2 separate regions of the Mus musculus genome follow, and region 2 is linked to region 1. A link is a loop called in an ENCODE intact Hi-C map of the cell type or tissue named here. Cell type or tissue: heart. All regions are shown on one strand.

Region 1 (8,000 bases):
TGGGAACTCCTGAGCCTTGGTACATCTATCTGGACCCAGTGGGCAAGGAATGCCTGGCTTGTTCACGCACAGTTGGAGGTGACTTTTGAGGGTACCCTGTAGTGTTCTTGGGCTGAGGAAGCAGGCTCCAGGCAGGCCTCCCAGAGGAGTAGATGAGCCCTGCTGTTGGAGAGGGATCTTGACTGGCTGGGACGGTTGGCTTTGATTCATCTGCTTCCAGGAATGACATTGTCCAATGCAGTGGGTGGTTGGGGGAGGCCTGGAGGCCTGTTGGACATGGGTCCACATGCGAGATTTTTACCTTCCCACTGTCAGCCCCTAGAAACTCCAAACACCTCTCTCCCTGTTGCCAGGACTTCAGGAGGAAGGGGGGACATGGCAGATTTCTCTAGCTTTGCCAGCTAAGAGCTGCCCGGTCTCCATAGTAACCTAATGGGTTTCACTATTCTGTTCTGGAGCTTAAGGGAGGTAGGTCTGGGTCATTGGCCAGACAAGGGTGAGGCCAAGGAATGTGACGTGGCCTCTGGGTGTGGCCGTGGAGGGAGCGTGGACACCTTCCCTCACCACCTCCAGGTAGATTCTTAGTTTCTCTCTTCTTGAAGATCTGGTCAGCAAATGTCCCTCTTCCTCCCCCTCAGCCATCTTGGCCTTTCCCCCACCTCTCTGTTCTGGCCTCCTTCTGGCATGTGCCCCCTCCAGACCTCCCTGACTCAACCTTCATGGCCCTTGCACTCCTTCTCGTGGAAAAGGAGAAACACGTGGCTGTGGCCGTGCTCCCTCAGCCTGGCCGCTCACTCCTGATGGGCGTGGCTCCGCTGGAGGAGGACCAGCCTAGAGCTTTTCTCTGAGAGATCGATCGCTTCATCTTGTCTGAGTGTAGTCCAGGCCACTATGTTCCCACAAAGCAGCACTCGGAGAGGGGTTGCTTCTCTGCCCAACTGTAGCATCACAAAACCCGGCCCAGAGAGAGCACTCCTGGTTTTCTGAACTGTCCCCTCAGATCACCCAGCCCGAACCCCAGGCATGTGGTAACATACCCCAGCATCTCACACATGGTACCTGGCTTTGTCTACATCAGCTAATCTCAACCTTCCTAATGATGTGACCCTTTAATATGGTTCCTCATGGTGTGGTGGCTCCCCAGACATAATTTCATTGCTACTTTATAACTGTAATTTTGCTACTGTTATAAATTGTAAAATATCTGATATGCAGCCTATCTGATATGTGACCCTCAAAGCGGTCATGACCCACACATTGAGAACTGCTGGTCTAGACTCAAATCCAGGTTTCTTTTCATTTCAGCCTTGAGCTAGTCATTGTCATGATAAAATGATCAACTGACTTATTCCATAGGGAACTTGTATCTGGACAGTTGATGAGGCCTGCCCTGGGGTCTGTGCTCTGTTAGTGTTGCCAACATTAAGATGTCCTCTGAGCTGTCCTCATTTACAAAGAATCTGGGACCTGTGGGGACATCCCACATCTGGGAAGTGGAAGAGCTGAGCCTTTAGCTCTGGAATGGTGGGACCCCAGCTGCTGGTGACATTCCTTCTATCTTCCCCTCTTCGTGCTCCTAGACAAGGAAGGAGATGGTGATCATTCACCAATTAGGTAACAGGAATGGGACGTTGGTTCTCTGAACCAGCCCTGCCTGTTGCTACACCCAGGACCCAGGCCAGTCCTCCCAAGTTTGTGGTCCATATTTGATGCCCTTGCCCACTTGAATGCCAGGTCTCTGCTGAGGGCATCTCTCTGGCTCACACTGAGAGACTCAGCCCTCACAGGCTACCTGTTCAGTGTAGAGAAAGCCTGACTCTGTGAAGTGAATTTCAGGGGAAAAAAAAAGAGAGAGAGACAATGGGTCTCTAACATATACAAAATGACTTCAGGGGGTTGGTGGCGTCTTCTCATTCAGTAGCTGTAGAAACAGACTTAGAGCGGGCGAGTCATGCACCCCAAGACACACAGGGGTAGGGTTATGATTTCTAAGTCTTAGACCCAAAGCCAGTTGTCTCCCCAAGCCCCGGTCTTGCTTTGAGCCAGCCCGGGGCCACCATGGAGACACAGGAACTGACTTAGTGGCTGCTAACCAGTCTGCTTTCCCCCCATGCTTGTTCCGTTCCCAGGCTACGATGGAAGCACACCTCCTCTCTGAAGGTGACCAATGAGCCCATCTTAGCATTCTCTCAGGGAAGCCCCGAGCGGGATGCACTGCAGAAGGTAACAGGGAGAGGGGTGTCCTGAGGGGCATGGGACAAAGAGAGGCAGGAGATTCCCATCCACGTTTCTGTCCCATTCTGTTCCCCAGGCTCTGAAGGACCTGAAGGGCCAGATGGAAGCCATCCCCTGCGTTGTCGGGGACGAGGAGGTGTGGACCTCCGATATACAGTACCAGTTGTCGGTAGGTCGGACAAGGACAGGCAGGGCTCAGCCTCACCTTGCACTCAGACCTCCCCCTGGAAGCTCACGGGACTGCCTGTAAGGGTCATTGTTCCTCTCCCAGATTTTGAATTCTGTGGATGCCTAAAACTTCTAGAATCAGAGGGTGCCACTCACGGTCCATTCCTGAGGCATGTCCAAAGCAAGGAGCTTGGGAAGGGTGTGGGTGTCGCCGGTGGCGTCTTCCCATAGATCAGTTCCTAACTGGAGTTCAATCCCTCTAGAAACCAGCGTGGCCTTCAGCAGACCAGGGAGCTCGCAGGTCTCACAGTCAGAGGCGGGGGGAGGGAAGGGCTCTCCCCTGGAGAGGAGAGGACAGAGTGGAGGTCAGAGGACAACTTTGTGGGGTCAGTTCTCTCCGTCCACCTCTGCGTTCTGGGATATTGGAGTCGCATCGCAAAGCTTGAGCGGCAAGCGCCTTTACCCACTGAGCTGCCTCCCTGGCCTGTTGGAAGAGCTTTTAAATGAGGCTGGGTGCACAGCTTCTGGGGGGAGTTGCCATGGCCTGGCAGTTGAGCTGGGTGGGATTCAGACAAGTCCGAGTGACCACAGAAGCTGATAACTCACAAATGGAGCAGAACTCTGTGGTGTTGACTTTACTTATAAACGGTGACACCTACTCCCCTCTTCTTTCAGCCCTTTAACCATGCACACAAGGTGGCCAAGTTCTGCTATGCTGATAAGGTGAGTTCCTGAGTCCCCGATGACCATGGTGGGAGTGGACCGCACCGCCTTTTCCCTGGCCCTGGAATCTTTGGGCTGAGTCTGCAACAGAACCAGACATGTACAGGTTAACTGGAGCCAAAACCTAGCTGTGTTGATCAGGGCAGTAATAGCACCAAATATTCCCACTAAAGTGCCCACCACTTGGAGCTGACCTGGGGAGGGGGTCTTTCAGGGATGGCGTAGATTCTGTAAGACAGTCTGAGCAGTTAGATACGTAGATGGAAAGCCAGGCCGAGAGATAGAGATAGAGGGATAGAGATAGAGATAGAGATAGAGATAGAGATAGAGACAGATAGATAGATAGATAGAGAGAGCCAGCCAGCCCATGGGAGTGGCTGGTGCTACATGGTAATGAGGGCTGGTGGGGTCTGGGTCACCTGTAGCTAGTATGTGTGCCAAGCCGTGGTTCTGACCCCAAGGCTGGAGTGTCAGAGATCCCGAGGGTGTGGCACCTCCTTAGACCATGGGAGTGAGTGAGGCAGGAGCCTCAGACCTCACAATAACAGCAGGATGGGCTGTCTGTAGCAGTGTGGACAGGACTTGGGGGGCCTTCTGCTGGTAGCTAGTGTCCTTCTGGTCCCCCCTGTGTGCCCCGCTGTGTAAGGCAGAAGACAGCCCTTTATCTCTCTCTCCAGGCCTTGCTCAACAGAGCCATCGATGCTGCCTTGGCTGCCAGGAAAGAGTGGGACCTGAAGCCCATGGCAGACCGGGCCCAGGTCTTCCTGAAGGCGGCAGATATGCTGAGTGGGCCCCGAAGGGCGGAAGTCCTTGCCAAGACCATGGTGGGACAGGTGAGGATGGACAGGCCCCGTCAGGCTCTGTCAGGCTGTCAGACTCCATTCCTGACACCAGACATTAGCTGAACAGCTTCTGTGTGCCAGGAGCTGTCGGGGACTTGGAGATGCTCCCCAGAAACAAGGCTGTAACATAGGTTACCAGATGCGGCCGACAATGGTGAGCCCATGTGTCCCACCATGGCCTATCACCTCCCCTTCAGTCCTGCCATCCTACTCCAGGCCACACCTTTGTCATTTCAGGCCCTCCTAGTGGCCAGCCTTCTGACATCACTGCATGGCACTGCCATCCACAGAGGTGTCAGGCAGCCTGCACAGCCAGCCTGGGACACATGGGGCTCACACACTGCAGGTCGGAACTTGTGCCAGCCTCTCTGCCTTCAGCTCAGCCAGGCCCCCCTGCAGCCCTCAGTGGGCGCTCTTAAACAACCACAGAGTTGCTCCTGACCCAGGGACTGCCAGGGTCTCTGCCGGGTCCTCACCCCATTGGGCCCCTCTACCCTTCTTCTGTCTTGTTTTTCAGTACTCTTAAGTTTCCTGCGAGGCTGTTTTGCCTTTGATGGAGTGAGTTTGGGCTTAGCAGGAGTCTGTGGGGAAGCTCAGACTCCCTCTGGCTCTGCCCAGTGTCCCCTGCCTAGAGGGGACTCTGACCATCTGGCCTGGCTCTATTTTGTCCTCTAAGGGGCTTCCTGGAATTCCAGGCTCAGAAGGGCCATTCTGCCCCAGTCTGGAGCTGTGTGTGTGGTGTCAGTTATAGTTAAAGCTCAGGCCGCAGTGGGCTGTTAATTGTATATTTACTGCCCATGTGAGAGGTGTCTTGCTTGATATTCATCTTTAAGTTGTCAAATGAAAAATGGGATTTTGAGAAATGGTTTTGTAGAGTGAGCAGCACACTGCACTGAGGACGGAGTCATGGAGAGAGGTTTAGTCTGCTCCAGGAAATGCTCACCTGAATTCCTTAAGAATTAACAGCCACCAAAACCCCAGGCTGCCCACCTACTCACCCAGCTCTGTGACAAGAGCGCCCTCTGCTGCGTGGAGGTGGGATGACAGCTCCTCGCCTTCCCTTCAGAGTTGCGATTGTGATGAGACATCGTCATGTGTGGTTGTCACAGCCTTTTTGTTTGGCTTGAGATTCAAGGGATTTTAGGAAGCACCCTGAAGGTCTTAGATTCAAGGGATTTTAGGAAGCACCCTGAAGGTCTTAGTCTCCTACGCTACACACTCTAACAATATGCCAAAGAATTATGAACCGCGTACCTCTGCAAGATGGTCAGAGGTCTGAGAATCAGGTCCTTTCCCTCCTCAGTCCTGGGGCAAGGCATGGTCAGCCCATTGGAGGTTTTGTTCCCTTCTCTGAGCTGGCTCTGGCCTGTCTGGTGTCATTGAAGCTGGGCCGCCATCCTAACAGGGCAAGACCGTGATCCAAGCAGAGATCGATGCTGCAGCCGAACTCATCGACTTCTTCAGGTTCAACGCAAAGTTCGCCGTGGAACTGGAGGGGGAACAGCCCATCAGTGTGCCACCCAGCACCAACCACACGGTGTACCGGGGACTGGAGGTACTGCAGGGCAGGCAGTGAGCCACAGGGCCTCCTAGGAGCATTGAGCTTCATCTCACAAGCTCCCTCTCCCTCAGGGCTTCGTGGCGGCCATCTCTCCCTTCAACTTCACCGCGATTGGAGGCAACCTGGCAGGCGCTCCGGCCTTAATGGTGAGGACCGGGGCCAGGGGCCAGTTAGTCACACCCCGGATCTCAAACCCAGTCTGCCCATAGTTATGGGAGAAGTACAGAGAGTAGCAGCTGGGGCTGTGGATACGTTTTTGGGTTCCAGCTCTTGGTTTATCTTACAGCCTTGTCCATTTGTGGGAGACCAGGGCAGAACCCAAGCTGAGAGGCACAGTTTCCTCCTCCATTCAGCAGGAGCAATAGCATGTGTGTGCGTGTGTGTGTGTGTGTGTGTGTGTGTGTGTGTGTGTGTATCAGGGCTCACACCATCAACTCACAAAGATTGAGATATGCTAGATGCCAGGCAGATCCAGCCAAGACTGAGCCATGGATCTGACAGCTGCTGCTGCTGTTGCTGGTGACCTAGAGGACTCATATGTGTGGCAGCCATTGACACTGTGTGCTAACGATGTCAGTTAACTTGAAAAGCTATGAGAGGGGTGGCTGCCCCTGTGCCTCTTTGCCAGGTGATACCTGAGATGCCCATTAGGAACTTGTGGAGGGATAGATAGGAATTTGGAGTCTGGAGCTCTGAACTGAAAGCCACAGGTCTTCTGTCATTGTTGAGAGAAGGCACCTGTACCTGAGGGAGCTCCCAGGCTGATGTGGGGGATCCAAAAGCCTGCCAGGAAGAGAGCTGGTGTTGGTCCAGCAGCCTGGACCTTAGGCATGGCGTTTGTGCTCTCTGTGCATGCACAGGGACAGCCTCGTGCATTGTGGATCGGGCCCTCCTGGTGCCTATGAGGCTGCACGTGCTCTGACTCAGCGCACGTGCATGTAGTGTGTGCGTACTTGTCCAGCCACACCCTGGGATGTCCCAGAACACTGGGAACAGTCGTAACCTGGAATGAAGGCAAGACTCGGCCCAGGCTTGCAGGGAAAGGGGGCCCAGGCCAGAGTGAGAGGTGAAGACTGGGGTCTCCATGGCAGGGGCCTCTGGAAAACAGCACAAACAGTGCTGTGAGCTTGACAGCACAGTGAGCTTGGATAGGGTCTGAATCAGGTTCCCATAGGGGTGACCGTGCTGTGCAGCGGGATACATGCTGGCATGGTTGGTCTTTCGCCACCTTGTGAATCATGTTTGACACCTTTATGACAGGGCAACGTGGTTCTGTGGAAGCCCAGTGACACTGCCATGCTGGCTAGCTACGCCGTCTACCGCATCCTCCGGGAGGCCGGCTTGCCCCCCAACATAATCCAGTTTGTGCCAGCCGACGGGCCAACCTTCGGGGACACAGTCACCAGCTCAGAGCACCTTTGTGGCATCAATTTTACAGGCAGTGTCCCGTAAGTCCCTGAGGGGGTGGGACGGGACATGGGGTGTAGGGATATGAGCTGATGTTTGCGGCTGTGAACCCAGCGGTCACACGCTGGCCTTGCCCACTCCCTCTGTGTGAGCATGGGCGAGCCACTGTGCCGAATGAGAGTGGAGGGGTCCCTATCTTGGTGAATCTTTGAAAGGATGGAAAAGGTGAACCATTGTGTGGGCTGGAAACACAGCCCGTGGCTGAGGACAGCCTCCCACCACAGAGGGCATGAACGGGTGAGCTGGAAACAGGAGATGCTGGGCCTGCATTGTGGAGGAGGCACCCCCGTGGAAGGTTGGCTAGGCAGAGGTGAGGAGGTGGGAACAGGGTTATAGGAAGGAGGAGGATACTAAGGGGGCCTGCTGGCTAAGCCTGTGATACTTTGCAGGGCGTGTCCCCTGGGCCTGGAGGGTGGAGTCAGAGGGGCAGACCAGGCATCAGCACGCAGACTCAGCAAGTGTCTTCCAACCCCCAACCCCCAACACCCCCCACCCCCCCCCCCCCGAAGCACAGAGTTCTGTGTCAAGGCTGGAGATAAGTTAGCTATGAGGTCAAGGTCCCTGCTCGCCACCTGTCCACTCCGCCTCCCTGGGTCCCATCTTTCAGATTTGGCCCAGCAGCTCCTAGGAGTCTTCCGAATCTGCAGAGGTGTGTGTGGGCTGCACGCGGAAGGTGGTGGGAGACGCGGAAGGTTCTAGGGAATTGGTCTAAGCACTGTACTGTTTCAGGCTGGGGTTGCCCATTGGATCTAAGAGGGGCTAGCTTTGTTTTCTTGGATTCCTAAGAGCCATAGCCCGGACATGTCTAATTGGGAGTGTTTTATCTTTTAAACCTTATGTGGTGTATGTTCCGGTCCCCCTGGGCCTGCACGTCTCATTAGCTAGAGGTGGACAACACTTTGTAGCTTCCTCAGACCCTCTCCATACCTGGGTCTGTGTATCCCAGGTCTGCCCACTGTTTGCCCTCCTCTCCTGTCTGTACTCTCTCCTAGGATTCGGCTTCA
Region 2 (8,000 bases), 100 kb before region 1:
GCTTGTGTCCAGGAGTCTCTGAAGATGAGGGAGGCCCTGAGGGTCCCTGCTGCCACTGATTTCGAGCCCTAGGGCAGTGGTTCAGGAAGGGCTCTTTGGACACCATCTTAACCGTGGTTTTTGAAGGAAACCGGACTTTGGATGCACACTGAGATGTAGATTGTAACGAGCCCTTTACCCGGGGCTCTGCTTGACACCAGCATGACTGAATTCCCTCCCACATTCTTGAACACCTCCCTTTGCCTGTCTTTGCTCTGAGGTATCTTCTCCCTCGTGGCCATAGGTCAACAAATGTGACACCGTCGGATCTCCAGCTTGTCACGGTGGCCTCAGGGGAGCTGCAACTTCAAGGTTCCCTTCAAGAAACCTGGGCTCCATGTCACCCCAACAACCAGCTTTATTAAACTTCGCATAGGGAACGCCAGAGAGGTAGGCAGAGCCCAGGCCAGCCTGCCATATTCAAACGGGGCATTAGAAGCCGCAGTCCTAGCAGAATCTCAGTCCTCTCCCCCCCACCCATTTCCCTTTCTTCCCTTTTGCTTCCCCTCCCCTCCCCATCCTCCCACCTCCATTCCTTCCCTTTCTGACTGGGCCTTGCTATATAGCCAGGCTCTGGACTCACAATCCTCCTGCCTCAGCCTCCTGAGTGCTGTGATCCCGGGCACACACCCCACTCCACTCTCAACCAGCTCCGACGTCCGTTCGTTCCCATTGCATCTTGTTACGCAGCAGTAAATATGGCTGCCCAGGTGCTCCCTGGGGCTGTCCATCTCCGCGTCTTTGGTCTGAAGGCATTCTCAGTGGAATGTCTTGGATCAGTGACAGCCTGGTTCTGGCTTCCTTTAACAGGTCTCTAATGGTTCTGCTGCCCGCTGGGTTTCTAATGGAGTGTGAGCCCTGGATTTCCTGGTAACCTTTATTTAACCCAAGGCTTGGCTGCATCGCTCTAGTCAACTGAGGTAGGTGGTAATGGAGCATGAAGTGGCTAAGTGTGTGGTTGGCCCTTGTTTAAAGTGACTCTCTTTCTAAGGGAGGGGTTGCCTGCACCACCCAGCACCTAGACAGCCTGGGCTTACCTGCATTTAGAATTCCCGCTGCGGGCCACCACTGTTCCCCAGAGACCTGTTTGCACCTGTCTCCTAAGACTGTTGATGGTACCTGAGGAGTTTTCCCAGATGCTGGGGGATCCAGTGAACCTCTGCACCCTTGAGAACTGCCTTGGGTGGGGGGGTCTTTGTAGGTCTCATCTTGCTCGGTGCTTATATTGTCCCATTTCACAGCCCAGAACACTAAGGCTGTGAGCAGAGAGGGAGCTAATCTAGATAGGGATCTCCAGTGCCAGGAGGAGTGAGCTCTCTCGCTTCTGGAGTCCTGCTGCCCGGCCCTGGTCAGTTCTGGAGCCGACTGGACTGTGAGTCCAGCCTAGAACCTTTCCTGTACTGTCATTGGCACCGTTGTATGCAGATCCCACGCTGTCTTACATCATCAGCATCTGAAATCCTGGATGCCTCTGGTAACCTGGGCTGAGCACTACGGGGCACAAGACAGGAGCCAGAGATGCTTAGGGACGCTCACCTTGCTTTCCCTCCCGTCCCTCCCTGTCTCTTTCCTTCTGTGAGCCCAGGGGATGGTGTGAGATGCTTAACTCTAGTTTCAAGAAACTAAATAGAGGACAGGGAACCGTTTCTAGCTTCATCCCCCTAATTCAGCTTTTTGTAGAGAGACACTTGAGTTATCTAAATCATCCTTCCACTAAACCCGTTATGTCTTAAAGAAAACAAAAGGGTAGAAATGGCTCAAACTTGGCATTCATGAAAGACAGCATCACATTGGAAGCTTCTGCAGGAGATGTAGCACTACTTGTCCTCTTCCTCACCCTCCTCCATACTCACCCTCTTCTCTACTCACCCTCCTCCCCACTTACCCTCCTCCCCATTCGCCCTCCTCCTCACTCACCCTCCTCCACACTCACCCTCCTCTCCACTCATCCTCCTCCCCACTTACCTTCCTCCTTACTCACCCTCCTCTCCACTCACCCTCCTCCTCACTCACCCTCCTCCACACTCACCCTCCTCTCCACTCATCCTCCTCCCCACTCATCTTCCTCCTTCTTCACCCTCCTCTCCACTCACCCTCCTCCACATTCACCTCTCCTCCCTATTCCCCCTCCTCCCCACTTACCCTTCTCTCTACTTGCACTCTTTCCCTCTCATCGTCCTCCCCATTCACTCTTCCTCCCTACTCATCCCCTTCCCTGCTCACCCCTCCTCCTCCTTTTCTTCCTCCTTCCCACTCTCCTCCTCTTCTCTTTGCTTTATATATTCCCAGAGCTGTCAGTCCTGATATTCATATTTCTAGGAGCAATTGGCCACCATTCTTGATGCTTGATACAAGGTCAGGTGACAGGTCACTGTTGGCCAAGGCCTGCCCACTAGACATATTTTTTTTGTGAGAGAAAAGGTACCTGGTTTGAGGACCTGCATTTTCTTCTGCCCCAGAAGTTAAAGGATGTGGATTGTCACAGCTGTGGATTCCTTATTCTCCGGCAACTTCATGGGTGCCATGCCTTGCGGGAGTGAGCCAGACGAAAGTTGGCCTGCTGTGGGAAGGCTGGCCAATGACTTGTACTGAAGTTTTTTTGTTTGTTTGTTTGTTTGTTTGGGTTTTTTTTTCTGAGACAGGGTTTCTCTGTATAGCCCTGGCTGTCCCAGAACTCACTCTATAGACCAGGCTGGCCTCGAACCCAGAAATCCGCCTGCCTCTGCCTCCCAAGTGCTGGGATTAAAGGTGTGCGCCACCATGCCTGGCTTGTACTGAAGTATTTTAAGTCACAGAAACTAACCAGTGCTAGAGCTCATCAGATCTCAGCAAACAACTGTCAGATAGACTGACTTCAGATGTGTTTGTGGCCTTTTGTCCACACCATAACCAGGGATGACAGTGTCACAGCTCCAAATTAGTTAAAGTGGTACCATTTCATGATGTTTGCCCTCGAAGCCACCCGTTCATACTGGTCAGCTCCTGGCTCTGTGTCCTGCTGCCTACAGCTCTGCCGTGACTGTGTTGAGCAGAGGGATTTTTCTCACTGACCAGGGAGAAGCCTGGGGCTCTGGGGCATAGCTCTCATCGGCCACCTTCCCACTTCCTGTCCCATCAGCTCTTCCTCCGTTGGAACATCCTATCTGCTCTGCCTGCTTCCCACTAGCGGAAATCTCCATTGCAGACTTGCCTTTTCAGTGCTGGGACCCGAACTCTCGCACTTACACATGCTAGGCAAGTGCTGAGCTCTGAGACCCAGCCCAGGCCTCTACTGCTGAGCTCAGACCTCAGCTTAGCACCAATCCCAATGGCTTTATTCTTAGTTTATGGACACATTTGACTTGAGAGTGCAAAAGTGCCCTGTCCACCAGATTGCAGCATTCTCTCTCTCTCTCTCTCTCTCTCTCTCTCTCTCTCTCTCTCTCTCTCTCTCTCTCTCTCTCTCTCTCTCTCTCTGCGTGTGTATGTGTGTTTTATGTGCACATATGTTCATGCGCCACCGTGTATGTGTGCATACATGGCAGATGTGTAAATCTGAGCATGCGCATTATACCAGTGTGGTACCTGACACATAGGAGCCTTTTGCTAAGTCCTTGGGATTGGAGGGTGCAGGGTTTTGCATTCTCCAGGTTCCTTTCCACAACGGTGACTTCACAAGACAAACTCTCAAGACACAGCCTGCATGGGTCAAGCCTCAGCAGCCAGAGAGTGGCAGCGTCAGACAGGAGTTGAACTTGGCTGGGCTTGTGATTCAGCCGGGGACCTTTGCCCTTCTCTGGGTTGCCAGCCACCACCACCACCCCGGCTCCCCAAAGCTCGGCAGATTAAACAGAAGCAGAAAGTTCAAAGGAAATTGACCTCAAGGCGGTGTTTACCAAAAGATGATGTCACCTCTACTGTGGAGAAAGGCTTTGCTGAAAAGGGCTGAAAGAGATGCCTTTGCTATGAATGAGCCGAGCCACCAAGCTGGGACGGGTTCAGCACGCAGTTCTCACTTTATAAGGAATAAGGACTTCACTGTCCCCCCCTCTGGCAAGCCTTGTGTCATGCTCAGTCCTGGGACAGGATAAGTGGGGCGAGCCATGGCCGGATGCTGGGCTTAGCCTGTTGCATGTCCACCCCTCCCTGCCCCGCCTGGAATATGCTCTGTCCTGCAACAGAGCCTGCCTCCCCAGTGTCACTAGGCCCAATACAGTACCAGGGCTGTGTTAACAGCGCCCAGTCAAACACCAGTGGACCTGGCTGCCGGCTGCTACAGGGGACACCTGGCCCCTGCAAGATCCTAGTGCCCATGACTGTCACCCAGGTCCCCAGCCCCCCACCCCAAGCCTCAGTCACCACCAGCCCCTAGCCAGCACTCTTTTTCTCCTGTCCCTCCCCCTCTGTGTCATTTGCCTTTGAAGGGCTGAGGGAGCCTAACCGCAGCTGGCTATGTCCTCTGTGGAAACACAGACGTGAGTGAGTGAGTGAGTGCCTCCCTGTTCTGTACTGCTTGGCCGCCTGTAAAAGTTGTGAAGGGGGTTACAAGGCTGCTTAGTGGGAGGCTCTGCCTGGCCCTGGCTGGACCTTCCAGTCTGTGCCTGCCGTCTGTGTCTGTCCGTCCTGTCTCTTCTTTCCAGCGCCCCTACCTGTGAGTCACTAATTCGAGAATGTCAACCCCTGTGGACTGGCGACCCACAGCCCGGGCTTTCTGTGAATTCTGACAGTGGGCCCTGAACAACCTGCCTTGCCTCCTTGGTGTTCCTCATAGCAGCATCTGGAAGCCGACTCATGACCCACCCAGTTCAGAGCTTAGAGGGGACTCTGATGGTTTTCAAGGGACAGGAATGTGTGCCCCCATAGCCCTACAGCCATCTGCAGGCATGCAGGGTTCACTGTGGCCCCAGCCTGCCAGAGACTCTCCTGTGGGGGAGAAGGTCTATAAGGGGGAGTCTCGGAAATGTGAGAGGGGGATTGAGACCACCTCAAGAGTTCTTTCCAGCCTCCCTAAAGTGACAGTAATAGCCGAGTGACATCACATGGTGGATCTGTCATGTATGTTCTGTTTCACAGACCTGGATAAGGTCCCTGCTGTGCTGCTGTGCTTATGAAGGAAAAGGAACATGGATGGCAGGAGTCTGAGCCCACCCTAACCCTGGCAGTAATTTGCTGTGTGGCCTTGGGTGAGTTGCTTGCCCCCTCTGAGTCTCAGGTTTCCCATGTATGGAACATAGACAAGTGGACTGGACATCTATTCCTTCCAGCTCTGAAACTCAGTGACCCCACAGTCCTGGTACTCAGTGTTCAGGGGAATATATGGAGGAATGTGGGAGAGGAGAGGGTTTGGTTGGTGCCTGTAAAAGAATCCGGTGAAGGGCAACTCTCTCTGCACCAGCTAAAACTTGCCAAGAGGCACCAGATGGAAAGTAACTGGGGCGTGTTTGTCAGAGCCGCTGCCAGGTGTCTGTGAAGACGGCAGACTGGTCTCGGTATCAGGATGGCAGGCCGGGCATTCATTCATCAGATTCTTGCCTGTCTGTTCATTCACTTGTGTCTTGGTTTCTGCTTCCGATGTTCATTCTTCCACAGCCAGGCGTGGTGCCTGCCTGGGACTGTAAACCCCGAAGCTGCTTTGCTTGGGTTTAAATCTTGGCTCTGCCCCCCCCCCTTTTTTTTTTTTTTTTTTTTTTTTGCTGTGTGTTCTCAGCAAGTACGTGCCTGGTGGGCCATTCGTTGTCAGGTGCTTGCAGCAGAGCACGACAGATACAAAGTGATATATATTTATGTTCCTTGTTATTTGCTATGCCACTGTTCACCGAGAGCTGGGGTACTGGTTGGTTTTGTTAGTTAGTGCCAGTTTGTGACAGTTTGACACAAACAGGAGTCACAATGGGAAGAGGAACTTCAACTGAGGAATTGCTTCCTTATATTGGCCTGTGGCATGTCTGTGGCATGGGGCCATTTTGGTTGATGTGAGAGTGCCCAGCCCTCTGTGGGCAATGAATGTCATCTCTGGGCAGGCGGACCCAGCTTATATAAGAAAGTAGGGTGAGCAGGCAAGACAGTGGGGAGCAAACAAGTAAGCAGCACCCCTCCACAGTCCCTGCTTCAAGCTCTTGCCCCGAGCTCCTACCCTGGCCTCCCCAATGATGGATGGACTGGACCCTGTAAGCTAAGATTAACCCTTTCCTCTCCAAGTCGGCTTCGGTCAATGTGTTGCTCCCAGCAACAGAAAGCTAACTAGGACAGCCAGTCACGCAGAGTGGCAGGTGCTGTGCTGGGGAATGACAGGGACCTGAAGAGCGACCCCAGCCTTGAGTTGGCGACAAAAGGCTAAGCCAGTGGTCACTATGCTGGTGTAGGCATGCAGATACGGGCTGGTATATCTGGGGAGGCTTCCTGGCAGAGGCTCCACTTGGTCTGAGCCCCATAAGCTGGGAGGCGGGATAAGGATGGACAAGCAGGAGCTTTTAACTGCTCTCGTACAGAGGCTTGATGTGGCTTTTTAAAGGCAGGACCCAAGGAGCTGAAGGGGTTTGCAGTCCCATAGGAGGAACAACAATATGACCAACCAGTACCCCCAGAGCTCCCAGGGACTAAACCACCAACTAAAGAGTATACAAGGAGGGACTCAAGGCTTCAGTCGCATATGTTGCAGAGGATGGCCTTGTGGGACATCAATGAGAAGAGAAGCCCTTGGCCTTGTAAATGCTTGATTCCCCAGTGTAGGGGAATGCCAGGATAGGGAAGTGGGAGTGGGTGGGTTGGTGAGCAGGGGGAGGGGGGATGGGATGAGAGGTTTTCAGAGGGGAAATGAGGAAAAGGGATAAAATTTGAAATGTAAATAAAGAAAATATCTAATAAAAAAGGGGGGAAAAGGGGGAGGGCGATGGTAGACCAAACTGGGGGAGGAGCAGAGCGTGAACCATGCTGGACATGCCAGGGCTGATAAAGAGGTGGCAATGTCCACTGGATTCTAGGACATGCTTGAATCAACAAGAAAGTTGTCACCACAGAGGGGTGGGCTCATAGCTGAGCTGTGAGTCCCACCACCACGTGGATTCTCCGTGTACGTGATAAGATACACGAAACAGAAAGAAAGCTGAGAGCCAGGGACAGAGGAGGTGTCTAAGACCTTGCTATCTTTCCTTTGTCACTGCTGACTCTTATGTGTCCCTAGGTTGCTGTACTGCCCCACCTTTTGGTGGCTTGGCTGTGCACTCAGAGAGCGTCATTTCTGTTTTTACAGTCACTTTATGTGTTTATTTCTATATGTGCACGTGGGTGTGCGTAGACCAAGGCACGCTTGTGGTGGTCAGAGGGCAACTTGTGGGAGTTGGTTCTCATCTCCCATCCCATCGTTTGTTCCTAGGGATTGAACTCAGGTCATCAGACTTGATGGCACGTACCTTTACCCCTGTTTAAGCCATCTCTCTGACCCTGAGAGATTTCCTGACCTTTTTGGAAACTCAGGGAGAAGCCAGAGGTGACATGGAAGGCTACTGGATGGAGCCCTCATCTCAGAGTAATCTTTCCAGCAGGAGATGAAGGTGGGCTGAGAACACGCTTTGGCTCAGGGAGTCACTCTGGGTCACATCGAGGAGAGCCAGGAGTGGGAGACACCCAGGGGATGGGTGACATACAAGCCTACTTCTTACCCAAGCCATTACTATCTGCTCCTCCCCAGGCAGGTGACACACTGCACTGGCCTGGAGTCCCTTGTGACACATGGCTGTCTCAAAAGCTGTGAGGACTCCAGGTCACTGTAGGAGCCACCCTGGCCACCTGTCAGCAGCCTCGGGACTCAGGGACGGAGTGTACATGTTCATGCTTTCCACTCCTTAATCCACTGGAACAGGCGGGTCTCCTCATTTCGCTCCAGAATCAGGCCCTGATTTTGGTCTTTGAAATTGCTGGGGGCTTGTATTACCACACTGCCTTTGAATGTCCTGTGTTCTCTTGAGGTGACCATCTTTGCAGGT

Evidence for each region. Peaks named below come from ENCODE experiments on the same cell type or tissue, not always from the same donor. Only the 100,000 strongest peaks of a DNase experiment are listed, where the experiment ranks them.
Region 2: it touches region 1 in a loop (8-fold over the local background); 1 of 42 quality-filtered maps calls a loop at or near these places.

The regions. Positions count from the first base shown.
Region 1 is chr4:139,631,586-139,639,585 of GRCm38, forward strand. Aldh4a1 (aldehyde dehydrogenase 4 family, member A1) reads left to right here. Exons shown (of 15, transcript NM_175438.4): 2 at 2,130-2,223; 3 at 2,312-2,404; 4 at 3,079-3,126; 5 at 3,804-3,959; 6 at 5,374-5,523; 7 at 5,601-5,675; 8 at 6,790-6,977. Among named protein-coding and RNA genes, the nearest start is that of Mir7020, 8.5 kb to the right of the region's middle. In heart, a CTCF peak has its summit at 4,992 (motif pointing left); a DNase peak (open chromatin) is centred at 6,956; H3K27me3 peaks cover 2,321 bases.
Region 2 is chr4:139,531,432-139,539,431 of GRCm38, forward strand. It overlaps a transcript of Iffo2 not described here. Among named protein-coding and RNA genes, the nearest start is that of Iffo2, 39 kb to the right of the region's middle. In heart, no CTCF peak of the experiment used is centred here; a DNase peak (open chromatin) is centred at 4,090; H3K27ac peaks cover 2,238 bases; H3K27me3 peaks cover 867 bases.